Linked DNA regions of Homo sapiens: all the other regions are linked to region 1. A link is an interaction called in ENCODE POLR2A ChIA-PET data of the cell type or tissue named here. Cell type or tissue: OCI-LY7. All regions are shown on one strand. Links, peaks and the distances in the headings refer to the core of each region. The heading gives the core; the rest is flanking DNA. Region 1 overlaps BFSP2 (beaded filament structural protein 2). Region 2 holds the start of LOC101927432 (a long non-coding RNA gene). Region 3 has its middle 24 kb from the start of CDV3.

Region 1 (10,311 bases), core at 1,714-6,713:
TGCCTCTCATTTGTCTCTCTCAATCCCTATCCCTCTTGCCCCGCTCCTCTCTCTCCTCACACCCCCTTTCTTTTCTCCCTCCCTCTCTCCTTCTCTTTTTCGCCTCCCTCACCCTCTCTCCCATCAAAAAGATCAATCAGACTAATCCACAGTCTGACCTGAGTGGGATTCCTTATTTTTCCCACGGAGCCACTAAGAATAACCCCCATCAGTCTCCATAACTGGCAAGGTCCCTGCCACGAGGGGAATAGTCCAGGCTACCACCAGCCCCTGCCACTGCTCTGCACACCTCCCTCTTCAAGGGCCCGGCCTGTTGTCCTCGGGTTTGGACCGGGTTCGCTCTTTTGTAGAAACGAGGCCTGGAGAACACCTTGCACGATGCCAAGCACTGGCATGACATGGAGCTCCAGAACCTGGGCGCTGTGGTCGGCCGGCTGGAGGCGGAGCTCAGGGAAATCCGAGCGGAGGCGGAGCAGCAGCAACAGGAGCGCGCGCATCTGCTGGCCCGCAAGTGCCAGCTGCAGAAGGACGTGGCGTCCTACCACGCCCTGCTGGACAGGGAGGAGAGCGGGTAAGCCTCGCTTCCGCGTCAATTATCCAAGAGATGCATATTCATGGCTTTAAAAATAATTATTTTCCAAACACTGTAGAAGTATTTAAGAAGAAATCACCCCAGACTTCCTCTCACATAGGCACCCATTCCCACAGCCTAGCTGTGTCCTTCCTTTCCTATTCACATACAAATAATATATATAATATATTCACATACTAATACATTTTCTATATGTATGCATATTTATGTATGTATATATACACACATACATTCACATACATGTGTATACCTAGGACGTACATAATAGCTGTTAGGAATGTTTCAGTTGCTTGTAATAGAACCTAATTAATGAGGCTATAAACCAGTGCTCCTGAAACTAATGTGCACTCAAAACCCTGCGCATCTTTTTTTTTTTTTTGGATACAGGGTCTCGTCTCGGTATGTTGCCCAGGCTGGTCTCGACTCAAACCCCTGGGCTCAAGTGATCCTCTCACCTAAGCCTCCAGAATAGCTGGGGTTACAGGTGTGAGCCGTGACACCCCAGCTGGGCATCTTTTTTAAATGCAGATTCTGCTTCAGTACGTCTGGGGTGGGGTCTGAGAGTCTTCCTTTCTAACAAGCTCCCAAGTGATGACTATACTGCTGCTCCACAGACTACACTCTGAGTAGCAAAGATGTGTAAATCATTTATTTAAGAGTCCCAGAAACAGGTGATCTAGGCTGCTCAAAGATTTCATTAAGGACTCAAGCTCTTTTCATCTTTCTAACATACCATGACAACATTGGCTTTTTGTCTTTATCTTTGTCACCCCATGGTTACCATATGCCAGCCACAGATCCAAACATCACATCCTCATTCCTGGCCGGAAGTGGGAGAGAAGAGGCAGCAGCAAAAAAAAAAAAAAAAAAAAAGGCTTTTTCTTTTTTTTTATTGATCATTCTTGGGTGTTTCTCGCAGAGGGGGATTTGGCAGGGTCATAGGACAATAGTGGAGGGAAGGTCAGCAGATAAACAAGTGAACAAAGGTCTCTGGTTTTCCTAGGCAGAGGACCCTGCGGCCTTCCGCAGTGTTTGTGTCCCTGGGTACTTGAGATTAGGGAGTGGTGATGACTCTTAACGAGCATGCTGCCTTCAAGCATCTGTTTAACAAAGCACATCTTGCACCGCCCTTAATCCATTTAACCCTGAGTGGACACAGCACATGTTTCAGAGAGCACAGGGTTGGGGGTAAGGTCACAGGTCAACAGGATCCCAAGGCAGAAGAATTTTTCTTAGTACAGAACAAAATGAAAAGTCAAAAGGCTTTTTCTTGAATGATCCTCTCCTTTAATCAGTGAAGGAAAGACATTTTGAGGCTTGCAGTGGACTGTCCCTTATATCTCATTGGCCAGAACCTGCTTATACTGGCCATACCCATCTGCAAGGGAGGCTAAGAAAGCAACTCTTTAGCTTTTCCAGACTCCATAGTGGAGGCAGGCAAGGGGTTGGGACTAGGAGTTGAGTTAGTCTGCCATAATTACACACACACACTTGCACTCACTCTTTTTTTAATAGATAAGGATTCCAGAGGCATATACATCAGCCTTGGGCCTTAGCTTCCTTGCCAACTCTTTCCAGAAACCCAGGCCCTTATTTTGTATCATAGTTCTATGCCTTCTTATTTCCCTCCAAGACTCCTTGTCTGACATATGTTGAATAAGGAATAGAGACAGCTTAGTGATTGTATCATCCAACCCCTCCTGATTCAAGAGAGAACACAAAGACCCAGAATGGAAAAAGATTTGCGCATGATCACACAGGAGGCGGAGACAGCACTGGGATGGGAGCCCAGGTCTCCTGCTCTCTCCAACTGTGTAACCTCTCTTTATTCAGAAGGCGGGAGAGCCTCAAGGAAGCGACCTAACCACGCCCTGCTTTCAAATGGAAAATATGTCATCCAGCTCCTCTCCAACTGTCTTTTATTGAATTGATTTTTGTTGATTATAAAAGCCAGATGTTCCTAACAAAGTATTTTTTTTTCAGATGCCTATGAGCATCTGTATAAACACACAAAGTCAATTTAAACAAACAGCAAGAGCAGTGAGTTAGGCCGAGTTACTTCTTAAGAATCTATGTGCTACGTTCATTTAGTGAGTGCCAAGGCAGACCTGACTCTTGATTATTTTTGTTTATCCTCCAAACCCTGCCAAGACAACCTCATGATCCGTGTTTTAGAGACAGGAAACAAAGCCTCAGAGAGCTTAAGTCATGGCCCAAGGTCTCACAGCAAATAACCATGGAGTAATTATTTAAAACCCAAAACTATCTTGTTCCAAAGGCCAGATTCTTTCATGAGATGGCCCCCTTTCTCGTAATCCTATTGTGATAGAATGACCGATTTTCCTCACCCATTGCTTCTGACTCCTATGTGTTTCCTTTCAGCTGATGGAGAAACTTCCTCTTTTTCATGAAGAAAACACCCTTCCTCAACAGCTGACCCAAGAAGTTGCTTGAGGAGCTTTCTCCTGAGCTCCAGTCCCTGCTGGATTCCCTGGTTAATTCAGCTTGAGCTGAAAAGCTTCCTGGAAGTGGAGAGGATCCTTCTGCTTTAATCTGAGTAGTCTGTAGCTTGAGCAATCTCCCTTGTCCTCCTTCAAATAAATGCTTTGTGCGCAGCGTCCAGTTTGCCCACCTTGTTCAACTCACTATAGGGTCGAGATGGATATCACTTTGTCTGTCTGGCCTTTGCTCACAGAGCTATGCTTGAAGGCTTCTGGAAGGATTCCCTTGAGTGTGACGCCATCTGCCTCCCTAGGGTCACCTGCTCTTGGGTTTGTCAACATAAAAGTGCTGCGGAGGCAAAAGCAGTGCTCATGGCATGCAGGATTGACGCAGTCTGGGACAAAAAACAACACTCTTGCTCGAGAGGGGATTAGTGTGGTGCTTTATCACATGTTTCATAATTACAGGCATCGTGGAGTATTCAGACCTCTTTAATATACTCTGCATGCATATTCATGTGCAGACACACACATTTCACTTGCTATTGGCAGAGCATCTCTCAATCAGTTAAAAGGGAACTTCAATCTAAGCCCAATCTAAACCCATTCAATCTAAGTGGGGGATTAATTACACTGTGGTTGCTCACCCCACTTACAGCCTCAGAATTTTCTTCCAGGGTCCTTTCTCCAGTTCTCTCAGGGCCTAAGCCAGCCAAATATAGTTCATGCATCTGCCACCTACCCAGGCAAGACTCTCTTGCCTTCTGATTAAAATTGAAACCACCACCTGTGTCCTACCACAGGTTCTCAGTGTCTCTAAAACTGAAAGGAAAAAAAAAAAAAAAAAAAGCCCAACTTTAATTTTGTCATTCCTCCCTCAAACTTCTGTTGGTCTACCTATCACACAGAATTACAGACCAAAATATCCAAGCTGAGTCTTTGTGTTTGTGAGCTGCTAATCCAGACAGGGGGATGTATCCAACACTGGTACATTTGAAAACCCCCATACCCGAGGGTCCAAATAACCAAGGCCCACACAAAGAAAAGAACATTTATTTATCCTTAAGGATTGCTTATAAGAGAAGCAAGGTGGCCAGGCGCGGTGGCTCATGCCTGTAATCCCAGCACTTTGGGAGGCCAAGGTGGGCAGATCACAAGGTCAGGAGTTCGAGACCAGCCTGGCGAATATGGTGAAACCCCGTCTCTACTAAAAATACAGACGTTAGCCAGGCTTGGTGGCGGGCGCCTGTAGTCCCAGCTACTCAGGGGGCTGAGGCAGAAGAATCGTTTGAACCCAGGAGGCGGAGGTTGCAGTGAGCCGAGATTGTGCCACTGCACTCCAGCCTGGGCAACAGAGCAAGACTATCACACAAAAAAAATAAATAAATAAAAGGCAAGATATATGGTATCCTGGTTGGAATTGCTACAACTGGTTTTCCTTTTTGGCCTGCAAGAGCAAAGGAATTGTATTAAAGATCACATGAGCAGAACCACTATTTACAATGTGCATAGCCCCTTGACATAGGTCAGTTTGTTGTTTGAGACATGGAAATAGGCAAGACACCCTAAAACTACATTTTAGCAAAGTATCCATCTCCATAGCTGCACACTATGGGGCTGCCCATAATTGAACCGCCTGGGTACAAGAGTCTTGCCAGAAAACAAAGTGGGTGGCTGGCCTTGCTATGTTGGATGCACAAGACACTGACGTCTGTTTCTTTTCTGTCTTTCTTGTTACTATTAATTTTTGGTCCCTCAGGCAAGACCTAAATTCCTAACCTAAATGTAGCTGGAGGCTTCAAAGGTGACAGTCCCCAAAAGGTCAGCCATCAAAAGGAGGTACTTCTATGACCGAATGGCCATGCAGTTTTTAGAACCTGGAAGTCGTTTCAGCCACTGGAAAGACGGGAGAATGTATCTGCGCATCCTCCTGAGTTTCCACCAGACAGCATGCTGTGCAGGGCTGCACACACTTGGTCTCCTCCGCACCATCATCTCAAAGAGCAGCTGCCGTAAATCATTCAGTTAATCACCCTTTGGCAGGGAGAGCCGTGGCAGACTGGTGCTTCCAGTTCCCAGCACAGGCTCTTGCTGTTTCTAATGAGGCTTCATTAACAGGTATGAGAAGGCACTGCTGGCCCCCCAACTCTGCCAGGGCCTCGTTTAAATCAGGCTTCCTCTCACAACATCCCAGTACAATTACGCTTTGGCAGTGGTTCACTGACAGGTGGCAGGGGAGGCTGCTGCTTGTATTGGTGTCAAGGACAGAGCATTTGTTCTGGAGCAGACCAGAGCAGGGCTCCCAATGGACACCTCCTGAAACACAACCGAGCTCTATTTCCACACCAGGCAACTCCACTGGCCTCTGGCCTAGCTTCTGAAGGGCTGTGTGAACTCCCAATGGGATTGCTAGAGCATCCATGGCTTTCAGATTCAACATTCTTTTATATCAAGATCCTTAAATCTTACCTTCATGATCATCTGTAACACTTCTTAGCATGTACTGGTGCCCAGACATTTTGATGCACTTTGGGGATACCAATAAAAAGAAGGCCCAGTTTCTGCCCTCATGGGTTTACAGCCTTGGTGAGTGCAGGTGTGCTCACTGAAGGATCAACAATGCAAAGGATAAGAAAAGCAAAGCAGACAGAGCAGCACATTACAGTTTTCACAACCCCTTCATAGATTCATTTTGTCATCAAAGGTATAAAAATAGACATCTGAGTCTGACCTCACTTGGTTTTCAGCAAGTTGATTTAGCAAGAACCATCAAGCACCATGCCTGTCTCTGATTGTCTCCACACACCCCATAGATATTATTTTATAAACCCTTACATTGTCTTGCTTGTTTTGAGAAAAGGATGGGTTGTTTCTTTGGAGACAAATCTAGAATCTTATCTGGGATTGCCAGACTTAGGAAATAAAAATATAGAATGCCCAGTTTAATTTAAATTTCAGATAAAAAAAGGAAGAGGTTTTTAGTATAAGTATGTCCCACATGTTGCATGAGACATACTTATGCTAAAACATTAGCTTGCAGCTGTAATAATATCAGACAGAAGCACTCCATACTTCGTATTCCCCACATAGTTATCTGACATCAAGCAATTCATAAAGGTTTGCCTAGCACTTCCAGTTGGGACATCCCAATACACAAGAAGGGGAAAGGATGACCCAGACTGTGTCTTTACCCATTCTTGATTGGAAACTCAGTCCCCTGACACAAAAGCACCATCGTGTTTGAGAAATTAGTCTGCTAGTTTAGTGAAGAACTAAAGCAAACTGTTTTCTCAGCTGAAGTAACTGGTTTGATTGGATCATATCGACTGGTTATTTTGAACAAAAGGTTGAGCAGGAACAGGAATAGATCCCAGCATAGACATGTGGTGTTGCAGAGTCGACAGAGTTTTTGCTATCATGCCCAAGAGGAAATATTCCATTTTCTCCTGCTCTGAGAGTGGAAGGTAATTTGCACCACAGGGAGTCCAGTTTTCAGTGTAATTCTGGGATTGGACCAAAAAACATGTTGCATCTTAAAGAAAGGGCTTTGCAAAATGGATGAGCAAAAACTACTAAATTTCTTTGGACAAGTCATGCATACCTTGTTTTTGTTTTGTTTTTATCTACAGCTAAAGTTCTTACTGACATCCTAGACAGGAAAAGTGTATAAATGGGGTTCACAACTTTAAACTAAAAAGACAAAGGCAAACCTGACAAGATGATTAAGACAAGTTGTCACTAACTCCCTGGATGATAATTAATGGTGTTGTGGTTGCTTTGAGAAGAAAACAAAAGGAGAGGGGACAGGAAATCAATAGACTAGTGGTAGGTTCAGCCCCTCATTGTTTAGTACCAGCAACCAAAAGAAAAGAAGCAAGAGAAACACGTAGGGTAATAAATTGTCCTGAGGAAGTGAAATAGTGGGTTTACACATTATTTTGGGAATTCAGTCTTAGCAGTTCACCAGAGCAACAATCATGCTGAGTAGTGGAAAGCTCCCTCCAAAACTAAATCCTTTTCCTCAATAAATATTTATGCAGTCCCTGTTATATGTCAATGCCATGTTAGAGGCCAAGAATATGAAGATGTACGAAATGTGAACCTGCCCTTAAATAATCTAGATTAGCACTGTCCAATAGAAACAGAATGCAAACTACATATGTAATTTTAATTTTTCTAATAGCCATATCTCAAAAAGGGAAAAATAAACAGGTGAAATTAATTTTAATATATTTTAATCATCTTGTTATGTCCAAAATTCTATTATTTCATAATGTAATCAATATTTTTAAATTATTGAGAGTTTTATATTTTTGGTACTAAGTTTGAAATCTGGCTTATGTTTTACCCTAATAGCCCATCTCAATTCACATACTAAATCTTCATCAGAAATACTTGAGCTATATTTAAATTTCATAAAATTTATAGTTGAAAAAGTAAATTGACGTACCCAAGCTGTTCCAAACATACTTAAAAGTTTTCCAATAACTGAATTTAAGATCACAAGATTTGTTTTCCTTTGATCTTCATATCCACATTGACATAAAGTGGTTCATCTTTTTCAGAAGAGTTCGTGTGACTTTGAAGCAAAAGCACATCAGTTTCAAAACCACACCTGTCTAAGTTAAGTAAATTCATTAAGTCTTGCATCTCATTCAGTATTTATTAACATCATGTTCAAGGAGGTATTACATATATTGAGAATCAACTCTAAATGTATCAACATAAAAAATCCCATTTCAAATTTTTCTTATAAGTTTTCAGGACAAATATTTTACACAGCTTAAGATTTTAATTAAATTTTTAATTAATTAAAATTAAATAACACTTAAAATTCAGTTCTTCCGTCACACTAGTCATATTTCAAGAGCTCAATAGCCACATGTGGCCAGTGGCTACCACAATGGACAGCATAGATTAAAGTTGACTAGAGGTGGGTGGGATCTACAATGGATTTGACCAGCTTGTGAAAACAATCGAGGTCATATTTGCACGATAATTTGTGAGAAGTCCTGCTTTCCCACCAATTTTCCTCACCAAATACAACTGAAATTCCTGGCAGGTGAGCGTCCCACCTAGAAACAGAGTGGCTACATTCCAACAGTTTTATAGGCCTCCTAATTGGCCCACGTAATCCTTCTACTGCTGAAATTCCTGGCAGGTGAGCGTCCCACCTAGAAACAGAGTGGCTACATTCCAACAGTTTTATAGGCCTCCTAATTGGCCCACGTAATCCTTCTACTGCACTGCACTGCTTCTCATAACTAGCTCTTTTGGAGGGAGTTTCCTCTACCAGAGACCTTGAGCCTCCCCTGACACAGGCCTTTTGTTTTCTTTCATACCCCTCTCCTTTCCTTAATCTCCTAACCACATAAGCCCTGGGAGAAGTGAGCTGAATCAAAGAGGCCAGCACGGCCTAACAGCCAGCCCCCACCTGCTCAGTCAGACTATTCTGCCAGTCTCTTCTCTCCCTCATGGTGATTTTCTCTCCAAGGTCTCATAGGCTGTCTCTCAATCTAGCTTCAGGACCCACCTCAAATTACATCAGTTCTTCTGACAGCTCTGAACCCTATCTCTGGGCTGAATTCTCATTCCTGTTTCAGCCCCATGCAAATCAAGGCAAGTGACCAGGCATCTGTTTCAACATCCCCAGACACTTTCTGAGCTTTTTTTAAACATCATACACAAATCACTCAATATAATCCATCACATAAACAGAACCAATGACAAAAACCACATGATTATCTCAATAGATGCAGAAAAGGCCTTTGACAAAATTCAACACCCCTTCACGCTAAAAACTCTCAATAAACTAGGTATTGATGGAATGTATCTCAAAAAAATAAGAGCTATTTATGACAAACCCACAACCAATATCATTCTGAATGGGCAAAAACTGGAAGCATTCCCTTTGAAAACCGGCACAAGACAAGGATGCCCTCTCTCACCACTCCTATTCAACATAGTGTTGGAAGTTCTGGCCAGGGCAATCAGACAAGAGGAAGAAATAAAGGGTATTCAATTAGGAAAAGAGGAAGTCAAATTGTCCCTGTTTGCAGATGACATGATTGTATATTTAGAAAACCCCATCGTCTCAGCCCAAAATCTCCTCAAGCTGATAAGCAACTTCAGCAAAGTCTCAGGATACAAAATCAATGTGCAAAAATCACAAGCATTCCTATACACCAATAAAGAGAAACAGAGAGCCAAATCATGAGTGAACTCCCATTCACAATTGCTACAAAGAGAATAAAATACCTAGGAATCCAACTTATAAGGGATGTGAAGGATCTCTTCAAGGAGAACTACAAACCACTGCTCAATGAAATAAAAGAGGACACAAACAAATGGAAGAACATTCCATGCTCATATATAGGAAGAATCAATATCGTGAAAATGGCCATACTGCCCAAGGTAATTTATAGATTCAATGCCATCCCCATCAAGCTACCAATGACTTTCTTCACAGAATTGCAAAAAGCTACTTTAAAGTTCATATGGAACCAAAAAAGAGCCTGCATTGCCAAGACAATCAAAAAGAACAAAGCTAGAGGCATCACGCTACCTGACTTCAAACTGTACTACAAGTCTACAGTAACCAAAACAGCATGGCACTGGTACCAAAACAGATATATAGACCAATGGAACACAACAAAGGCCTCAGAAATAACACCACACATCTACAACCATCTGATGTTTGACAAACCTGACAAAAAGAAGAAATGGGGAAAGGATTCCCTGTTGAATAAATGGTGCTGGGAAAACTGGCTAGCCATATGCAGTAAGCTGAAACTGGATCCCTTCCTTACACCTTATACAAAAATTAATTCAAGATGGATTAAAGACTTAAATGTTAGACCTAAAACCATAAAAACCCTAGAAGAAAACCTACACAATACCATTCAGGACATAGGCATGGGCAAGGACTTCATGACTAAAACACCAAAAGCAATGGCAACAAAAGCCAAAATTGACAAATGGGATCTAATTGAACTAAAGAGCTTCTGCATGGCAAAAGAAACTACCACCAAAGTGAACAGGCAACCTACAGAATGGGAGAAAAGTTTTGCAATCTACCCATCTGATAAAGGGCTAATATCCAGAATCTACAAAGGACTTAAACAAATTTACAAGAAAAAACAAACAACCCCATCAAAAAGTGGGCAAAGGATATGAACAGACACTTCTCAAAAGAAGACATTTATGCAGCCAACAGACACATGAAAAAATGTTCATCATCACTAGTCATCAGAGAAATGCAAATCAAAACCACAATGA
Region 2 (10,311 bases), core at 3,333-8,332, 98 kb before region 1:
TCAGTTTCCAGGATTTCTTGGGCAGTCAGGATCAGAGAAACCTGGGTTTAAATCCTGGTACTGCTACATGGTGGTCATTTTGACCTCAGACAAATGACTTTAACCATATGTGAATGTGGAGATGATGGGGGACTTGAGCTGAAAATTTGTCATTCTTCCCTGTTTCTTACCCCTGGGAAAAGGCCTATGCTTACTCTGTGTGGGTGTGTGTTCACGTGTGTTTGTTCATATGTTTTTTAGGAGACCATGGTCTGTCAGCCCCCTAGAGCTTCAGCACAAGGTGAATTCATGTTGGCTGAAGGCCATAGGTGTGTCTGGGGCACACAAGCCCTGTCTCACATGACTTTCTTGCTGGAATGTATTCAAGAGATTGTACTCTGGGAAGCAGTTTCCCAAAGTACAAGTCATGGACCTCATCAGTCTAGCTGTTGAACCAGTAATCTCAGAGATGTCTGTAATCTACCAAACAATGGTCCCAGTTAGCTCTAAGCAGAACTTTCTGTCCTTCAGCCTTGTTATCTGAGGCATGTTCCCAGCAGGATTTTATAGTAGGGAACATTTTAAATGTGGCAACCTGTAGTGAGGGAAGCAGAAAAGATTTGCACTCAAAACTCCTTGGTTTCATAAAGAAGTGAAGTCACAGGCATGGATTGCCTCTTAAGATCAATCACCCAGCTCACCCTGAAGTCAGTGATACATATTTATTTTTGGTTAAGGGAAACCATGCTCCAAGGAATTAGAAGTTTATATTTGATCTTTAATAAAAGGAATCATTGGAGTTCAGAGATGGACCATACTAGAACACTGGAACCACAGTGAGTAGAAAAAGAACACTGGCCAGGCACAGTGGCTCACGCCTGTAATCCCAAAATTCTGAGAGGCCAAGGCAGGCAGATTGCTTGAACCCAGGAGGTGGAGACCAGCAACATGGCAAGACCCCATTTCAAAAATTAGCTGGGCACAGTGGCGTGTGCCTGTAGTCCCAGCTACTCGGGAGGCTGAGGTGGGAGGATCACTTGAGCCCAGGAAGTCAAGGCTGCAGTGAGCTGTGATCACGCCACTGCACTCTAGCCTGGGTCACAGAGTGAGACCTTGTCTCAAAAAAAAAAAAAAAAAGAAATTTAGATAGATAGATGATAGATAGATAGATAGATAGATAGATAGATAGATAGATAGATAGATAGATAGATAGATACAGTATGAGTTTGGCACCTTAATGGGATTGGCAGGCAATGAGTTGGCCTGAGTCCCTCCCTGTCCCTAACCCTGTGTGTAGCTGTGTGGCCAAGGTAAATCATTTCACTTTGTTGGGCCTCAGCTTTCTCATCTGTAAAGTGGAGGAGCTGATACCAGAGTCCCAACATCCCTTCCAATTAAAGAACAATAATCTTGAAATTAGAAAAGCCCATTTCCTGGCAAGGTTGTGTGCTGTTGCTCATGCAGAAAACAAACTCCCTGATGGTCAGACTTAGTGTGCTTAGATGCTCTTTTCTTTTGTTGTTGAAACATCAATTGCAGAAGCTAAATTCCCAAGTGTTCCAGTTACCTATTGATAATAGAAACCAAAACAGTGGCTTAAAGCAGTAACAATCATTTATTTTGTTCAAAAATCTTAGGGTTGACCAGGCTCAGCTAGGCAGCTCTCATCTGGGATCTCTTGGGTGATTGCAGTCCAGCAGTGGCCAGGGTCATCTTGCAGGCTCTTCACTTTCATGTCCGGTGCCTGGCTGGGGCTGGGACAGCTGGGTCTCCTCAGGCGTTCCTGTTACTCTCTGCAAGGTCTCTTTATGTGGCCACCTTGAGGGAACTGGAGTTCTTACGGGGGGCCAAAGCCCCCAAGAGAAACCTGTAAAAGCTGCATGAGCTTTTTGGCTGTAGCCTCAGAAGGGATGTAGGGTGTCACTTCTGCCTCATTGTATTCATCAAGGCAGTAACAAAGGCCTACCTAGGTTCAAAGGGAGGGGAAACAGACTCTACCTCTTGGTGGGAAGAATGTCAGAGAACTTGTAGACACAATTTAAAATCACACCAAGAGTCCAGGATGGTTCAGAAGACTTCTCAGACTGCTATGATTCGCTGTTAAAAGGGTTTAAAACAGCAATGCACAAAATATCTTGCAGTAGAAAACCTAGTTTAATGGGGAAGGAAGATCTACTTAGAAGAAACTTAAAATTATGAAAAAAAGATAAAATTCTATTTTTATGAATTTTCTGTGTAACAAATATGCCTTGTGTGTATATAAGCAATTTTAAGAGAAAGTGTGTATGTATATGTGTGTATATATAATTTTTGTTATATATATATATATATATATACACACACACACATATATAATTTTGTGGTTTTTATATACATAATTTTTATTCTACCAAACAATGGAGTGTATGAGATGTTAGGATTGGGGAAGAGGAGAGAATTAAATCAGGGGCTTCCAGTCCTTTTATTGTACTACTACAAGCTCCCCCGGTTACTTGCAAAATGAATTTAATTTACTGGGTTGTTAAAAGAACACCAAATATGTCATACAGAGCCCTGGAATAGAGATAGAAAAAAAACAAGACAGAAGAAAAGTCAAGAGACCAACAATAGAGAATCAGTTCTCCAAAGATGTGAATCATTGCTTTTGAATGGCAGAGCCCCCTGGGGAGATGGGTAGAGCAGAACAATAAATGAAAGTAGTCGAGAGCATAGACTCTGCAGCCAAGCTGCCTAGGAACAAATTGCAGCTTGCCATTCCCCAGCTATATGACCATGGGCAAGTTCCTGTACCTCTCTGTGCTTCTTTTCCTCAATTGCAACAGGGAGCTAATAATACTACCTGCTTCATGAGGTTGCTGTGAGAATTAAATATGTCAGTACAGGCTTAGCCCTTTGAGCAGTGTATAGTACATATTAGCCATTTCTCTTTTCATCAATTCCCTTGTTGCCTTTGCCAGATGCAAATGTCATGCCCAATATGGACTGCAGGCAGCCAACCAAATAAACAGAAGGAGGAGGACCTTTCCTTCCCTTGGGTCCTGAGCTCATGTATGCATTGGAATTTTCAGTAGGAGGAGACCTTCTTGTGATGTCTGGACACCCATCAATATGTAGATTCCACCCCACAACAATTGTCCATATTCAGACACGTTTTAAAAATCGGTTCCACATTTCAAGCATGTGAAGCTAGGTTTTAGCTTTAGTCTCTACTACATATTTGGAATTAAAGCCTCTAGAGTCCATTATGCAAATCCATGCAAATAATATGCAAAGAGGCAGTAGCCTCAGATTGTGGGGAGGGGGAGTGTGTAGTCCAGCACAAAGGGCCTTGAATGAAAATTTGCATGTGTTAGGGAAGCCCTGGGTTGAAGGCCTCAGATGTTTATTGTGACAGTGTGCATAGCATTCAGTTGTTAACCTTTTGTGCCAAAGAAGAGAGGTAAATGCTTGTCTGATTTCCATATTGAAGGTGACAGTAGAGGTTGGAGGTGGTATTTGGCTAGCACAACATTGTAGGGATTTTTATTATACAAATGAAAAGTTGCTTTGAAATAATGGCTGTGGTCCAGGCTGTGTCCCCAACCAGCAATGTGTTCTTGGACAAGTCACTTCCCTCCTTCTGTTGCCCACTCTGTGAAATGAGGGGATTGGATTAGGTGAAATGCCAGATCCCCTCTCACTGTAACATGTAAACATCATCCTCCAGGTAAAAATCCCTTGGCACCCACGGTGGCAGTATCCGTTCATTGTGCCAAAGATGATGTACTCTAAAGTCCAAAGAAGAAAGGGCTAAGAGGTAACTCTACAGTTCTAGAGAGAACAATAACTTCAGGGGATGCTGATAGCTGAGTGGGGGAAATAGGCAGCAGCAACAAAGACAAACATATTTACTTAGGCTGTGTATCTTACAGCACCAAGGATTCCAGTCAAAGGCTTCCCAGCTAGGAGGATGTTAGTTCCTGGAATGCCAGTGATGGGAAAGTCAGGGGAATTTTTTTCCCTGAGTGTTTTAAAGATCAGTCTGTATTAACCCCTCTCTCTGCCTCTGGAGTGCCGCAAAAGTTCTCCTAGAGGCCATGGTGGCTCCTCTCCCACCTGAGGGCCTGTCCCTGGGGTCAGCCAATGTTGCTTCCAAAAGACTGCTGTGTCCTTGGTCTCCGGTCTTTTATTGTATCTGACACATCTGGTGCCTGGCCCCAGAGATTCCCCGGGCCCTTAATTTTAACTCCAGCTGTTGCAGCAAACACCAGCTGGGTGCAGGCAGAACCTGACAGCCCTATGGCCCAGAACTTCTCTGATCCAGCTAATGGAGACCTGGCGTCAGTCAGGAAGTGCAGTGATGAGCATCCCAGGAGCAGCCCTTGATCAGTGAATATGGGAGCCTCTGGGTGAGTGTTCTTTTCAGGCAGACAATTTGAGGTGCAGCCTACTCAGCTCCACTGACGTCCCCTGTGAGTTTGAGGTGCCCACCTGGACCAGCTCATAACCTGCCCTCAGATTGGTTTTCCCTGTTTCACTAATCTCAGACCCCCACGGCTGACCCCACAGATCATTTTCCAGTATAAACTTCCTGCACAAAAGCCCTGTCTCTGTCTCTCCTTTTTCAGAGGATCTCTTAACATAAGGCATGTGTATTAGTTTGCTAGGGCTTCCATAACACAATACCACAGACAGAAATGTACTTCCTCACATTTGAGGAGGATGGAAGTCTAAATTCAAGGCGCCAATAGGGTTGGAGTCCCCCGAGTCCTCTCTCCTTGGCTTGCAGATGGCGTCCTCTAGCTGCCGTGTCCTCACATGATCATCCCTCTGTGCACACGTGCTCCAGATGTCTGTGTGTCCTAATCTCCTCTTCTTAAGAAGGACACCAGTCAGATCGAATTAGGGCCCACTCTTTTGGCCTCATTTTACTTTAATTACCTCTTTGAAAGCCCTATCTCCAAATATAGTCACATTCTAAGGTACTGGGAATTAGGGATTCAACATAGGGATTTTGGGGGTGCATAAGTCAGTCCTTAACAACACTTAACACTTGTGAGCTAAACAGACACTTGAAAGGGAATGTCCATCAAAACATGGAGGTCACCACCACTAGCCCTAGGAATAGATTGTCTCTCTGGTGTTAAGCTGTGGGCAGGATAGGGGCACCAGAATAACCCTGAGCAGGTCAGAGCATAACAGCACATTAATTCTTCTGGGATGCAACATACTGTCCTCTTCTTCCTCCTTCTGCATCATTGATAGTGGTTGACCAGGATAAGCATGCACTTTAAAGACAACCCTTGTTTCACATACTTCTGCTACTGTGTGACTTTCCACATGTTGCCTAATCTCCCCAAACCTCAATTTCATGCTCCACCAAGTGGTCATATGGATTAAAGCATGAAAGCCTGGGCCAGGGCAAGTGTTCAGTAAACAGGTTTTAGGATTGACTCGAATACACAGAATGTGCTGTCGGTGTGTGGTCTAGATCAGGGGTCCCCAACCACTGGGTCACAGACCAGTACCAGTCTGTGGCCTGTTAGGAACCAGGCTGCACCACAAGAGGTGGGAGGCCGGTGAGCCAGCATCACCACCGGAGCATCACCGCCAGAGCGTTACTGCCAGAGCTCTGCCTCCTGTCAGGTCAGCGGCACCATTAGATTCTCATAGGAGCACAAACCCTATTGTGAACTGCACATGCAAGGGATGGATCTGGTTGCGTGCTCCTGATGAGAATTGAATGCCTGCTGATCTGAGGTGGAAGAGTTTCATCCCAAAACCATACCCCCCCCGACCAACTCCAGTCCATGGAAAAACTGTCTTCCACAAAACCAAGTGGAAGACAATTTGTCCCTGGTGCCAAAAAGGTTGGGGACCGCTAGTCTAGATCATGAATGAAAGTTTAGAAAAAAATAGATTGTTTAGGGCAAATTTTTGGTCCTAGAGTTGGTGGGTGCTACAGCCTCAGTGCAATCTAAAGTCCCCCGCAGCCTCCCACTCCCCACCAATTTAGAAGTGCAGGGTGAGGACACAGGCCCATGCCCAGGCTCCACCACACACCAAACGGTGATCCTGGGCCTTGTGTCAAAGGCATGCCTGGAGATCTCCTCCCCATCTCTGCTTCTCGCCAGGGCCCTGCCTTCTCCATCAGACACCTGGGAATCACAGCTGGGGCCCCTGCTTTGGCCGTTTGTCCTGCTGGAATCTGATGGAGGAAAGACGCTCTGAGAGAGTAATTAGACGCAGACAGAGATCTCTCTCCATAGTCAGAGGAGCCTAGCAGGGGCTGAAGGAACTGCCTGAGGATGACAAAGAAGGGGATCCATGAACAAGGAGGTGCTAACAGGTCAGAATCAGGCCTCAGAGGACTGTTGGCCCTTCCTCAGCCGTAGAGACAGGCTCTTCCCAACCCATGTGTTGTCAACGGCTCCTACATGTCATGCTTGCATGAGGTACCATTTTTAAAAATAGGCACATGCTATTGTGATTGATAAAATCCACACATAACTAGAAATGTTTTTAAACATATACGTTTTTGTCCTTGTGCATTTTCTTGAACTGCAAGTATGCACATTGGCTATCATACAAAATCCTTTTTTTTTTTTTTTTTTTAATGTTCAAAAGGGCTCCTTCTACTCAAAAAGGCTGGATATCACCAATGACAATTTTTCAGAGTTCAGCCACATGAATGCCATAGGAAAAGCAGTTAATAACAACCATGACACCAGCCGGCATTTGTAGAAGGCACCTTCTGTTCCAGGCTGTGCTAAGTGCTTTTATGGGCTCCAGGTCTGGTTGCTCTTCTCTAGACCCCGGTCCTCTTCTGCCTGTCACTCTTCTATGGCACTGAGACATCTTTGTCTTATTTTAGGATTGTTTGTGGATATGTGCGAGCTTATCCAGGGCCAGAGACTGCCCTGTTCGTTTTTGTGTCCTCCAGGGTCAGGGAGAGGGTTGAACCTCCATAATTGTTTGGCGAATGGTCCTGAAGGGACAGAGGTCTGTTTGCTTGTACCTTTGTGTAGTTTATAAATGGAAGATTCAGAAAAGGGCATAAGAGTTGGTACATACTGCCACCCAGGCCTTCCTCATTTGGCTTGGGGTGGCTCACACAGAGTTCACACAGGCTTCCCCACAGGCAAGCTGTCCTTGACCACTCCTGGCTGCAGAGGAAGAGGCAGATGTGGAGGCCACAAGCCTTCTACACCTCCAGCCCCAGCCTGTTCTGAAAAGTTGCCCTTGTGGGGAGGGCTGATGGCGTTTCTGAGGCATGTGGGAAAGGAGGAGCCTGGCCAGGGTAGCTGCTCTGCTTCCCCTGGTGCTGGTCTCTCTTTCCAGCAGGTACCAGGCAGCACCTACCTAATAGACCTGCCCCAGCTCCACAGACAGTTCTGGTTCAGTGTAGGAGCACTAGTGTGGGCTCAGGAATGCTCCTGACGTTTCCTGAGTTCCCAGCACTGTCCTAGGCCACAGGTAAGAAAGGCCCAGGCTGTATGCTGCTCCCCAAGTATTTTACCTCTTCTCTCTGTCTCCTTTTCAAGGTTTCCTGCTGATCTTGGCACTGACCGAAGCGCTGGCATTTGCCATCCAGGAACCATCTCCCAGGGAATCTCTTCAGGTCCTCCCTTCAGGCACTCCCCCGGGAACCATGGTGACAGCACCCCACAGCTCTACCAGACATACTTCTGTGGTGATGCTGACCCCCAATCCCGATGGACCCCCCTCACAGGCTGCAGCTCCCATGGCAACACCGACACCCCGTGCAGAGGGGCACCCTCCTACGCACACCATCTCCACCATCGCTGCGACAGTAACCGCCCCCCATTCTGAAAGCTCCCTGTCCACAGGGCCCGCTCCAGCAGCCATGGCAACCACATCCTCCAAGCCAGAGGGCCGCCCTCGAGGGCAGGCTGCCCCCACCATCCTGCTGACAAAGCCACCGGGGGCCACCAGCCGCCCCACCACAGCGCCCCCCCGCACTACCACACGCAGGCCCCCCAGGCCCCCAGGCTCTTCCCGAAAAGGGGCTGGTAATTCATCACGCCCTGTCCCGCCTGCACCTGGTGGCCACTCCAGGAGTAAAGAAGGACAGCGAGGACGAAATCCAAGCTCCACACCTCTGGGGCAGAAGCGGCCCCTGGGGAAAATCTTTCAGATCTACAAGGGCAACTTCACAGGGTCTGTGGAACCGGAGCCCTCTACCCTCACCCCCAGGACCCCACTCTGGGGCTACTCCTCTTCACCACAGCCCCAGACAGTGGCTGCGACCACAGTGCCCAGCAATACCTCATGGGCACCCACCACCACCTCCCTGGGGCCTGCAAAGGACAAGCCAGGCCTTCGCAGAGCAGCCCAGGGGGGTGGTTCTACCTTCACCAGCCAAGGAGGGACACCAGATGCCACAGCAGCCTCAGGTGCCCCTGTCAGTCCACAAGCTGCCCCAGTGCCTTCTCAGCGCCCCCACCACGGTGACCCACAGGATGGCCCCAGCCATAGTGACTCTTGGCTTACTGTTACCCCTGGCACCAGCAGACCTCTGTCTACCAGCTCTGGGGTCTTCACGGCTGCCACGGGGCCCACCCCAGCTGCCTTCGATACCAGTGTCTCAGCCCCTTCCCAGGGGATTCCTCAGGGAGCATCCACAACCCCACAAGCTCCAACCCATCCCTCCAGGGTCTCAGAAAGCACTATTTCTGGAGCCAAGGAGGAGACTGTGGCCACCCTCACCATGACCGACCGGGTGCCCAGTCCTCTCTCCACAGTGGTATCCACAGCCACAGGCAATTTCCTCAACCGCCTGGTCCCCGCCGGGACCTGGAAGCCTGGGACAGCAGGGAACATCTCCCATGTGGCCGAGGGGGACAAACCGCAGCACAGAGCCACCATCTGCCTGAGCAAGATGGATATCGCCTGGGTGATCCTGGCCATCAGCGTGCCCATCTCCTCCTGCTGTAAGTGCCGCCCTCTCCCACCCATCCTCTCCCTCTACCACATCACTGGCTCAACCCCAGCATTCCTTTGTCCCTGATTTGGCATCCTTGCCAAGTGGGCTACAAAAATTCCCAGAATCTCAGGAAACTAGGTATCAGGACAGGTTATCCCTGACCCTAGTCCTCAGCTCTGCCTGGCCATGGCTTGAATGCCTGCTGATCATAAAGTCACAACTCCCAGGAGCTGGGGGAGGACCTTACAGGCAGTCTAATCCAACCCTGCATTTTGCAGAAAAAAAATGCCAAGCTAGCAGTGACATGGTTCACCCAGGATCCCAGAATTAGTGAGAGGCAGGGCTGGGCTGAGAGCTTGTAGCAGCTGTCTTCCAGCCCAGTGCCCTTGTCATGACACCACTCTGCCTCAAGGTAGCCTGCCAATGCCTCTAGCAACCTGGCACCAAGACACCGTAGGTCAATGTCGATGCTTCAAAATTTACAGCCTCCAACTAGCAAACCCCTCACCTTCCTCTTTATCTTCCATCCTCTTTCTTGTGTTTTCTCTCCTCCTGCCCCTCTTCTCTCCTTCTGTCTCTCTTCTCCTAAGAAAGAAAAAGAGATAAAGCTTTCATCTGGTGGGAAGTTCTATAGCTTTGGCAAAAACCTAGTTCTTGCAGCTAAATTAAGGCTTGAGAGTTACGTAAACTCTAGCAACTCTCCACCCCCACCCCACTTTATTTGTTCGTAGGTGATGTGAGCTGATTGCATTGTGGACCTTGTCCTTAGTTTTTGCCCTCCCAAGGCCACCAGCTTCTCCTTGCTGCTGCCTGGCACTCTGTGAATGAGGAGTCAGGAGGCATTCTCTCTGTATTCTCCATAAAGAATCTGGTACAACCTCTCAGAACTTTAGGGATTTCATTATGTCTTCCCTCATGTACTTGAGCTTTGATTCTTATGATTCTTAGAGTTTCTCTGATAGCCTTGCAGGAATCCTCAGCCACACCCCACCCCAAATGGTTACCATCTGCCACTCCCTTACCCCTTCCAGGGATGGCCACACTGCCCCACCCTCATATCCCCGCTCCTTGGACAGCCCATTCTCCTCTGACCCTCCAGGTTGTTGTCCAGCTCTCCTGGGGGCCTAAAGTTTGCCTTCTTGTGATTCCCACTCTATGGCCCTAAGCTGTGCCATCTGAAGCCATACAACTCTAGTTTGTCTAGCAACGTCTGAAACATTTGAAACAGCTCTGAAAGGCAGCCTTCTCTTCATCCAAGCTGCTCAGCCCCGGCCCTTCAAGTCTTCTTTGTAGGGCTGCATTGCCTGGGCCTGTCTCCCATCTGCCCCCTCTGGGGTAGCTTCTGCTTTGTCTCCCAAAAGGAAGCACAGCATTCCACCTGTGTCTGGCTACGGAAGAGGGAGCCG
Region 3 (10,311 bases), core at 3,305-8,304, 74 kb after region 1:
GCTAGAAAGTACAAGCTCTGGAATCAGATAGGCTGGCTTCACCACTTACCTGTGTGAAGCCTTGGGCAAGTTATTTTAACCTCTCTGTGCCTCAGTTTCCTCATTTGTAAAATGAGGATAATAATCATGATTCTTTCATTCATGCTGAGTTGTTGCAAGGATTTTATTTATTTATTTTTTTCTGAGTTATATTATGTGCCAGGTTCAATATTATTGTTTTATATACCTATCTGAATTACATTTCCCCATGTCTTTGTGAGACATGTCTTTGTGAGACAATAACTATTGTTATTCCCATGGAGAAAGATGAAGAAAGTGATGCATAATGCGGCCAAGTAGCCAGGGTCATTCAGCTAGCCCCAGGAGTCAGATGGGACCCAGGTTTGGGGGACTGCTGCTTGTGCTACCTCCTGATTACTAATTAAGATTCTTCAGTATCTTGATACAGGGAAGAGGTGTCCTGGTTGGCAGGCAGGAGTATCCTGGTCAATGGAAAGTTATATCCTTCCATTGTAAGTTAATGAATTTGGTAAGCAAGAGTCACCCCTTGAGCCCAAGCACCTCTTAAAAGCACCTCTGGTCACTGAAAAAGAGTTTCTCAACTGCCATCTTTTATTCAACAAATACTTATTGAGCAGCTACTATGTGCCAGGCCACTGGAAATAAAGCAGAGAATGAGATGGACAAAGAGCTCACATTCTAGTCGGGGTGGACAAACATGTAACCAAATAAGCAAGACTAGTTTTCAATATGTGAGATGCTATGAAGACAATAAAATGGTATGATAAATAATGACTAAGGGAGTCAGTAAAAGGTCACTGTGAGCAGGTGGTACCTGAGCTGAGACCTGACATGATCAGCCAGTTATGAGACTCTAGAGAAGGGTGCATTAGGCACAAGGACAGACAGTGCAAAGGTCGGAGTGAGATCTGCATGTCAGACAGACTACAGGGTGGTGGCCAGGATGGCTGGAGCAAGGTGAGAGGTAGAAAGTATGATGCAAGATGAGACTGAGAGCTGGGTATGGGCCTTGCAGGCCATAGAAGGGATTTCAGTTTTATTCTAAGCACAACTGGAAACCCGTGGAGGATTTTAAGCAAGAGAGTAATATGCCCAAACTCTAAATCATTTTGATTCTATCAAGGTCTACCCTTCCACGTAGAGCTTCCCTCTAACGTAATCTTGTAATCTTGAATTTCAACAGATAGAAACATTTAAAGAGCCAGATAGTAAAACTGGTAATGCCACTCCATCTTGCTTAAGTTACAATCTCTCCTTTACAGGATTCCACAGAATTCTGGCAATCACCATTTCACTTACGTGATGACTGTAATTCATATTCTCGTGAAATGTTAGAATATAATGGTCCACATTTTATGAATGAACAAAACAAAATATGAATATCTTCTTTAAGGTCAATAATAGAACCAGGAAAGAAACTGAGAAATCTTTCTTTGTTACATGTGTTTTTTTTTTTTTGTTTTTTTTTTTTTTGAGATGGAGTCTTGCTCTGTCACCCAGGCTGGAGTGCGTGGCATGATCTCAGCTCACTGCAACCTCTGCCTCCCGGGTTCAAGTGATTCTTCTGCCCCAGCCTCCCGAGTAGCTGGGACTACAGGCGCATGCCACCACGCCTGGCTAATTTTTTGTATTTTTAGTAGAGACGCGGTTTCACCGTGTTAGCCACGATAGTCTTGATCTCCTGACCTCATGATTCTTGCCTCGCCCTCCCAAAGTGCTGGGATTACAGGCATGAGCCACCACGCTCGGCCTATTAAATGTGTTTTTAACACAGTCCACCTTAATTTCTCGTTCCATACAACTGCACGTTCTGAGCACATTTCTTGCATATTGTATTGGTTTTACTCTCCTGCTGGTACTCAGTCCTGCAGTAGGTGCACTTCACAACAGGGTGTGCAATCCGACATTCCTTGCACAGCTGCTGCCCCTGAGACAGCACCTGGAAGGGGAAACGCTGGTGGCACTTGGTGCAGGCGTAGAGCGCCGCCATGTCCGGCCCGGGCCGCGCTCACCGACCCGCCAGCCCGGCCCGCTGATTTATCTCGTTGCAAGGATTTTAAAGATAATGCACAGAGGGCCGGGCACAGTGGCTCACGCCTGTAATCCCAGCACTTTGGGAGGCCAAGGCGGGCAGATCACGAGGTCAGGAGTTCGAGACCAGCCTAGCCAACATGGTGAAACCCCGTCTCTACTAAAAATACAAAAATTAGCTGGGCGTGATGGCGGGTGCCTATAGTCCTAACTGCTTGGGAGGCTGAGGTAGAGGAATTGCTTGAAACTGGAAGGCGGAGGTTGCAGTGAGCCAAGATCATGCCACTGCACTCCAGCCTGGGCGAAAGAGCGAAACTCCGTCTGAAAAAAAAAAAAAAAAAGGTAATGCACAGAGCCTGGTACATAGAAATTACTGAATTCATGGTAGTTGTCGTTATAAGTCGTGGAGTCAAGATTTAAATCCACATCTCCTTAGCTCCAATTTCTTCATTCTTTTCTCTCTGATCCAGCATAACCAGGTGTCAGGCACTTCTGTGTCCATGATCTCATAGAATCTTCATAATACCTCTGTGAGGTGAATATTTCTGGCTAGCTTTTATGCTTGTAGGAAATAAGGCACAGAGAGGTGAGGTGACTTTACCAAGGTAATCCAGTAAATAAAGCATTCTATTCTAGCTCCACGGATTCTAATATTTCTTCCCCTATGTTACCTCTCATCCCAGTGCATGGAGGTTCACAGGCATAATATAAAGGAACATTTTCCTCTACAATGGTTTGCTAATAGCCTCTATATCTAAGGTAGTCAGTCAAGATTATGAGCTAAGTCAGTGGCCCAACCTGAGACTATGACAGGCAGAGTTCTGTTCCCATAAGAGTCAGCTCCTGCCAGGTTCAGAAAGCTCAGGCCACAGAATATGCTGTTAATCTTGAGAAAGTCCTTCAGGAGAAGGAAGCTGTCTCTCCCTCTTTTTCTCCCTCTCTCTCCCCTGCTCCTACACCACACACACACACACACACACACACACACACACACACAATGCTTATAAGAGTCTTCACCCTTGGGACAAGCAACTAACCATTGAAAAGAGATCGGTTATATAAGACTTTTCTGTTCGGAAGCCTGAAAAGTGAAAACCAGCTGTGATATGGTTTGGATCTGTGTACCTGCCAAATCTCATGTTGAAATGTAATCCCCAGTGTTGGAGGAGGGGCCTGGTGGGAGGTGTTGGGTCAGGTTGTCTAAAGTGCGTGGCACCTCCCCTACTCTCTCTTGCTCCTGTGTTTGCTGTGTGACGTGCAAGCTCCTTGCTTTGCCTTCTGCTGAGAATAAAATCTCCCTGAGGCCTCCCCAGAAGCTGAGTCCTGATGCCAGCACAATCCTTCCTGTATAGCCTGCAGAAACATGAGCCAGTTAAACTTCTTTTACTATAAACCACCCAGTCTCAAGTATTTCTTTATAGCAATGCAAAAACAGCCTAACACAAGCTGCCAGGCCCAGTTCATAGTTCCCCAGCAAACCAGTGCTAGGGAGGATTCCAAAAGACAAAAATAGAAAGAAATTCCAAAAATGCAAATACCTCAGAGAGGAATGCTTTTGGGTTTCTTCATCAGGATAGAAAGAAAGTTAGAGCAGCAGAAGCCTTTTGCTGGAGCTTTCTCTGATCCTCCCTGTACCACCTCTGCCCAGCGGCTCTCCACACCACAGCTTAGTCCTGCAGACACCTGGGGAGAACAGACATTTCTGTAGCTACCCAGGGGCCTCATCTGGCACTTAGACAAGTTTTGTTCCACCTGCACACATTTTTAAGTAGTTGCTAAAAATTTTAAATTATGAGATTTTACCTAAGCTTTTGGATTTTTGTTGTTTTGCTTCTTTTGAAAAATCAAAGGTTCTGGCCAGGTGACTGTATTCTTGAGTGGTGTGAGCTGGAGTTGGGTCATGGTTGCCTCCTGATTATTTTTATGCCTAGACCACTAATCTTGTCTAGTCCCTGCAAGAATTCGGGTTTTTCACTTCAGGCCAACTGTGACCTCAGCTCTGCCTGTCAAATGAAACAGATGTGGCTTTGCCTTGGCATTCAAAAATATTTCTAAGCATGGCTTATTCAGACTTACCACTCATGACTACACTTCGTTCAAAATTTTTCTACTCCTTCATCCTCTAACAGATATCTTATTTTCCCACATTAATGGCTTTTCTAGTGATTTTTATTTCCTCTAACATGTCTTCTTTCCGAACTTGGCCTTGGAACTCTTCCATATCCTTTAAAATCCATATGAAGGCCTTGCAGAATCTCCCAAATAAAGTTTTACGAACTTTCTTTCCTTCGATGCTCCAAAACAACCTTTTTTTTAAATTTTTTTATTTTTTACTCAGGCTGGTCTTGAACTCCTGGCCTCAAGTGACCCTCCCACCTTGGCCTCCCAAAGTGCTGGGATTACAGGTATGAGCCACCCCATTCCCAGCCCAACTTGTTATTCTTTGAAGTACTCACTCTGGATTTTCATAACTTCACATATTTGCACATTATGTTTTTTCTTCCTGGAATTGACTTCCCTCTTTCTCTGCCTGTTGAAGTCCTAATTGTTTTATACTCATTCATAAGCCACTCCCTCTGGGCTTCCTTCCCCATTTACCTGAGCAGAATGGGTTGATTCTTCTTCTGTGAGATGCATTTGTAGAAACATATTTAGTATGTAAATATATATACCATCTATTTGCATTATACACACACACACACACACACACACACACACACACACAACATAATAACATATATAGCTTTTGGAGACAGAAAGCCCTGGATTCAATCCCAGCTCCACCATTTGCAAGCTGCTTGATTTCAAGCAAATAAATTATCTAAATCACGTCTGCTTCATCTATAAAAATGGCAGTGACAATGATAAAACCTACACCAAAGAGTCATAGTGAATATCAGTTGCCACACAGCTAACCTCTCAGTAAAGTTTCACTAGTGCTTTTATCCCTGTATTAGCACTAGTTTCTTTGAATAATTATTTGGGGGAATGTGTCTTCCCTATCAGACTGTGGGCTTCAGTGTGGGGACTGTGTCTTATTCATCTTTCTAGGGCTTAATAAATATGTATTGAATGAACCAATTCACTATTATGTATACATTGGTTTCATGACCTCTACTTGAGGGTTAGCTCCTTGAGTTGTCAACTGGGCCTTTCTTTTTATGATGTAAGCTCCATGATCCTCCAGGGCCTACCACAGTGACTTTAATAGGCCCTTAATGTGTAAATACTTAGCGAACGATTGAATGGACTTCCCAGAGTCCAGCTTTCAAAGACCACTGATGAACAAGAATCTGTGTTAGTAACTGCTATGTGCCAGGAACCGTACACATATCATTTCCTTTAAAGAGGACATATCATTTCCTTTGAAGTCAGACCAGGAGCAGTTGTTCATGCTGGTAATCCCAGCACTTTGGGAGGCCGAGGTGGGAGGACTGCTTGAGCCCTAGAGGTCAAGGATGCAGTGAGCTGTGATTGCGCCACTGCACTCCAGCGTAGGTGACAAAACAAGACCCTGTCTCAAAAAATAAATAAATAAATAAATAGATTTCTGTATTAATCTTTACCAACACTTAATCCTCACCAACATGCTGTAGGGTTAATATACTGTTTTAGAGGAGGAAACAGAGACTTAGAAAGGCTAAGTAAACTTGTAAGACTTCAGAATCCCATTTCAGTAACACCACTCTTCTTAGCCAGAAGTTTTTTGTCAATGTCCAGTAAATAGAACAACACTTCTCAACTGTCTCTGTTCTAACCTGGAGCAATGGTTGCTAAAAATAAGGCCCTGCCCCTCACTCCCAGCCCACCACTCTTCTGTTAAGGACTTTTAAATACTTTCTTTTTCTCCTTGTCTTTCCCTTCCTCCACTTTTCTAAAGGAATGGAAAAATCTTCCTTGTGAAGAGGCTTGGAATAAGAGAGCTATGATCATGTTCTCAGGGCCCAGTGCAAAATGTAAATGCAGGGCACCTTGTTCAAAAAAAAAAATTTTTTTTTTTTTTGAGATGGAGTTTCACTCTGTCGCCCAGGCTGGAGTGCAGTGGTGCAATACCAGCTCACTGCAAGCTCCGCCTCCCGGGTTCACGCTAATTCTCCTGCCTCAGCCTTCCCAGTAGCTGGGACCACAGGCACCTGCCACCACGCCCGGCTAATTTTTTTTTTTTTTTGTATTTTTAGTAGAGACGGGGTTTCACCGTGTGTTAGCCAGGATGGTCTCTATCTCCCAACCCCGTGATCCGCCCACCTTGGCCTCCCAAAGTGCTGGGATTACAAGTGTGAGCCACTGCGCCCAGCCCCCTTGTTAAAAAATTATCAAGAATTTAAAGATGGCTGACAACAGAGCATTTAATTGAGTGTCCAAGAGCAATCCTGCCATTTCTGAGAGCAGAGTCCTGGGCAACTGCACAAGGCTGCAGGCCTCTAGAGGCATGCCATGCCCCTAGACCTCAACTGTTTTTCCATCAAAAATCAGTATCACCAGCTTTTGTCCTGCCCAACTTTCCAAACTTGGCTGCCATTAATTTCTCACATCCCTGCATGCACTAGCCACTCCCCTTAAGTAGAGGTGAAGAGAATTCCTCTTCTTCTTCTCCCATAACATGTTTTAAATTTAAAAAAAAGAAATTTAACCAGGAGTGGTGGCTCACACGTATAATCCCAGCGTTTTAGGAGGCTTGAGGCAGGAGGATCACTTGAGCCTAGGAGTCCAAGACCAGCCTGGGCAACGTAGCAAGACTTCATCTCTACAAAAAATAAAATTAGTAGGGCATGGTGGCACGCACCTGTAATCCCAGCTACTCAGGAGACTGAGGCAGGAAAATCACTTGAGCCCAGGAGTTCGAGGCTGCAGTGAGCTGTGATCCCACCACTGCACTCCAGCCTGGCTGACAGAGTGGGACCCCATCTCAAAAAAAAAAAAAAAATTAAGCTGGTGATAGTAAAGCCATGTTATGAGCTTTAAGGACATTGAAGTCATTAAGATTCCTGGAAATGGCTACAAAAAATTTTTAAAAAACAAAAACCAGAGGAGCCAAGATGGCCGAACAGGAACAGCTCCGTTCTACACCTCCCAGCGTGAGCAATGCAGAAGACGGGTGATTTCTGCATTTCCATCTGAGGTACCAGGTTCATCTCACTAGCGAATGCCAGACAGTGGGCACAGGACAGTGGGTGCAGCACACCTTGCGCCAGCCGAAGCAAGGCGAGGCATTGCCTCACTCAGGAAGCGCAAGGGAGTTCCCTTTCCTGGTCAAGGAAAGGGGTGACAGATGGCACCTGGAAAATTGGGCCACTCCCACCCAAATACTGCGCTTTTCCGACAGGCTTAGGAAACGGCGCACCAGGAGATTATATCCCGCACCTGGCTCGGAGGGTCCTACGCCCACGGAGTCTCGCTGATTGCTAGCACAGCAGTCTGAGATCAAACTGCAAGGCAGCAGCGAGGCTGGGGGAGGGGCACCCGCCATTGCCCAGGCTCGCTTAGGTAAACAAAGCAGCTGGGAAGCTCGAACTGGGTGGAGCCCACCACAGTTCAAAGAGGCCTGCCTGCCTCTGTAGGCTCCACCTCTGGGGGCAGGGCACAGACAAACAAAAAGACAGCAGTAACCTCTGCAGACTTAAATGTCCCTGTCTGACAGCTTTGAGGAGAGCAGTGGTTCTCCCAGCACGCAGCTGGAGATCTGAGAACGGGCAGACTGCCTCCTCAAGTGGGTCCCTGACCCCTGACCCCCGAGCAGCCTAACTGGGAGGCACCCCCAGCAGGGGCAGACTGACACCTCACACGGCCGGGTACTCCTCTGAGACAAAACTTCCATAGGAACGATCAGACAGCAGCATTCGTGGATCGCGAAAATCTGCAGTTCTGCAGACACTGCTGCTGATACCCAGGCAAACAGGGTCTGGAGTGGACCTCTAGCAAACTCCAACAGACCTGCAGCTGAGGGTCCCATCTGTTAGAAGGAAAACTAACAAACAGAAAGGCCATCCACACCAAAAACCCATCTGTACATCACCATCATCAAAGACCAAAAGTAGATAAAACCACAAAGATGGGGAAAAAACAGAGCAGAAAAACTGGAAACTCTAAAAAGCAGAGCGCCTCTCCTCCTCCAAAGGAACACAGTTCCTCACCAGCAATGGAACAAAGCTGGATGGAGAATGACTTTGACGAGTTGAGAGAAGAAGGCTTCAGACGATCAAACTACTCCAAGCTGCAGGAGGAAATTCAAACCAAAGGCAAAGAAGTTGAAAACTTTGAAAAAACTTTAGACGAATGTATAACTAGAATAACCAATACAGAGAAGTGCTTAAAGGAGCTGAGGGAGCTGAAAGCCAAGGCTCGAGAACTACGTGAAGAATGCAGAAGCCTCAGGAGCCGATGCGATCAACTAGAAGAAAGGGTATCAGTGATGGAAGATGAAATGAATGAAATGAAGAGAGAAGGGAAGTGTAGAGAAAAAAGAATAAAAAGAAACGAACAAAGCCTCCAAGAAATATGGGACTATGTGAAAAGACCAAATCTGCGTCTGATTGGTGTACCTGAAAGTGACGGGGAGAATGAAACCAAGTTGGAAAACACTCTGCAGGATATTATCCAGGAGAACTTCCCCAATCTAGCAAGGCAGGCCAACATTCAGATTCAGGAAATACAGAGAATGCCACAAAGATACTCCTCGAGAAGAACAACTCCAAGACACATAATTGTCAGATTCACCAAAGTTGAATTGAAGGAAAAAATGTTAAGGGCAGCCAGAGAGAAAGGTCGGGTTACTCACAAAGGGAAGCCCATCAGACTAACAGCGGATCTCTCGGCAGAAACCCTACAATTCAGAAGAGAGTGGGGGCCAATATTCAACATTCTTAAAGAAAAGAATTTTCAACCCAGAATCTCATATCCAGCCAAACTAAGCTTCATAAGTGAAGGAGAAATAAAATACTTTACAGACAAACAAATGCTGAGAGATTTTGTCACCACCAGGCCTGCCCTAAAAGAGTTCCTGAAGGAAGCACTAAACATGGAAAGGCACAACCAGTACCAGCCACTGCAAAATCATGCCAAAATGTAAAGACCATCGAGACTAGGAAGAAACTGCATCAACTAACGAGCAAAATAACCAGCTAACATCATAATGACAGGATCAAACTCACACATAACAATATTAACTTTAAATGTAAATGGACTAAATGCTCCAATTAAAAGACACAGACTGGCAAATTGGATAAAGAGTCAAGACCCATCAGTGTGCTGTATTCAGGAAACCCATCTCACGTGCAGAGACATACATAGGCTCAAAATAAAAGGATGGAGGAAGATCTACCAAGCAAATGGAAAACAAAAAAAGGCAGGGGTTGCAATACTAGTCTCTGATAAAACAGACTTTAAATCAACAAAGATCAAAAGAGACAAAGAAGGCCATTACATAATGGTAAAGGGATCAATTCAACAAGAAGAGCTAACTATCCTAAATATATATGCACCCAACACAGGAGCACCCAGATTCATAAAGCAAGTCCTGAGTGACCTACAAAGAGACTTAGACTCCCACACAATAATAATGGGAGACTTTAACACCCCACTATCAACATTAGACAGATCAATGAGACAGAAAGTTAACAAGGATACCCAGGAATTGAACTCAGCTCTGCACCAAGTGGACCTAATAGACATCTACAGAACTCTCCATCCCAAATCAACAGAATATACATTTTTTTCAGCACCACACCACACCTATTCCAAAATTGACCACATACTTGGAAGTAAAGCTCTACTCAGCAAATGTAAAAGAACAGAAATTATAACAAACTGTCTCTCAGACCACAGTGCAATCAAACTAGAACTCAGGATTAAGAAACTCAGTCAAAACCACTCAACTACATGGAAACTGAACAACCTGCTCCTGAATGACTACTGGGTACATAATGAAATGAAGACAGAAATAAAGATGTTCTTTGAAACCAATGAGAACAAAGACACAACATACCAGAATCTCTGGGACACATTCAAAGCAGTGTGTAGAAGGAAATTGATAGCACCAAATGCCCACAAGAGAAAGCAGGAAAGATCCAAAATTGACACCCTAACATCACAATTAAAACAACTAGAAAAGCAAGAGCAAACACATTCAAAAGCTAGCAGAAGGCAAGAAATAACTAAAATCAGAGCAGAACTGAAGGAAATAGAGACAAAAAAACCCTCCAAAAAATTAATGAATCCAGGAGCTGGTTTTTTGAAAGGATCAACAAAATTGATAGACCGCTA

The links. ChIA-PET counts read pairs that join two places held together with the same protein. Peaks named below come from ENCODE experiments on the same cell type or tissue, not always from the same donor. Only the 100,000 strongest peaks of a DNase experiment are listed, where the experiment ranks them.
Region 2: POLR2A ChIA-PET joins it to region 1 with 33 read pairs; 3 of 35 experiments call an interaction of 5 or more read pairs at or near these places.
Region 3: POLR2A ChIA-PET joins it to region 1 with 11 read pairs; 6 of 35 experiments call an interaction of 5 or more read pairs at or near these places.

Annotation. Positions count from the first base shown.
Region 1 is chr3:133,471,995-133,482,305 of GRCh38, forward strand. It overlaps BFSP2 (beaded filament structural protein 2), which reads left to right. Exons shown (of 7, transcript NM_003571.4): 6 at 351-571; 7 at 2,975-3,214. The coding sequence ends at 2,978. All of the region lies in intron 1 of BFSP2-AS1 (BFSP2 antisense RNA 1), which reads right to left. Among named protein-coding and RNA genes, the nearest start is that of BFSP2-AS1, 14 kb to the right of the region's middle. RefSeq lists enhancers at 1,227-1,886, 3,470-3,539, 5,387-5,506. In OCI-LY7, for the core only: no CTCF peak of the experiment used is centred there; DNase peaks (open chromatin) are centred at 3,337, 3,797, 5,177, 5,687 and 3 weaker places; H3K4me3 peaks cover 4,705 bases; H3K27ac peaks cover 5,000 bases.
Region 2 is chr3:133,372,250-133,382,560 of GRCh38, forward strand. It overlaps TMEM108 (transmembrane protein 108), which reads left to right. Exons shown (of 6, transcript NM_023943.4): 4 at 7,503-8,912. LOC101927432 (a long non-coding RNA gene) reads right to left here and starts at 9,544. Exons shown (of 7, transcript NR_189054.1): 1 at 9,414-9,544. In OCI-LY7, for the core only: CTCF peaks have their summits at 5,324 and 5,528; a DNase peak (open chromatin) is centred at 5,352.
Region 3 is chr3:133,544,261-133,554,571 of GRCh38, forward strand. It overlaps the pseudogene FAM76AP1. Among named protein-coding and RNA genes, the nearest start is that of CDV3, 24 kb to the right of the region's middle. RefSeq lists an enhancer at 7,377-7,876. In OCI-LY7, for the core only: no CTCF peak of the experiment used is centred there; a DNase peak (open chromatin) is centred at 6,121; H3K4me3 peaks cover 513 bases; H3K27ac peaks cover 662 bases.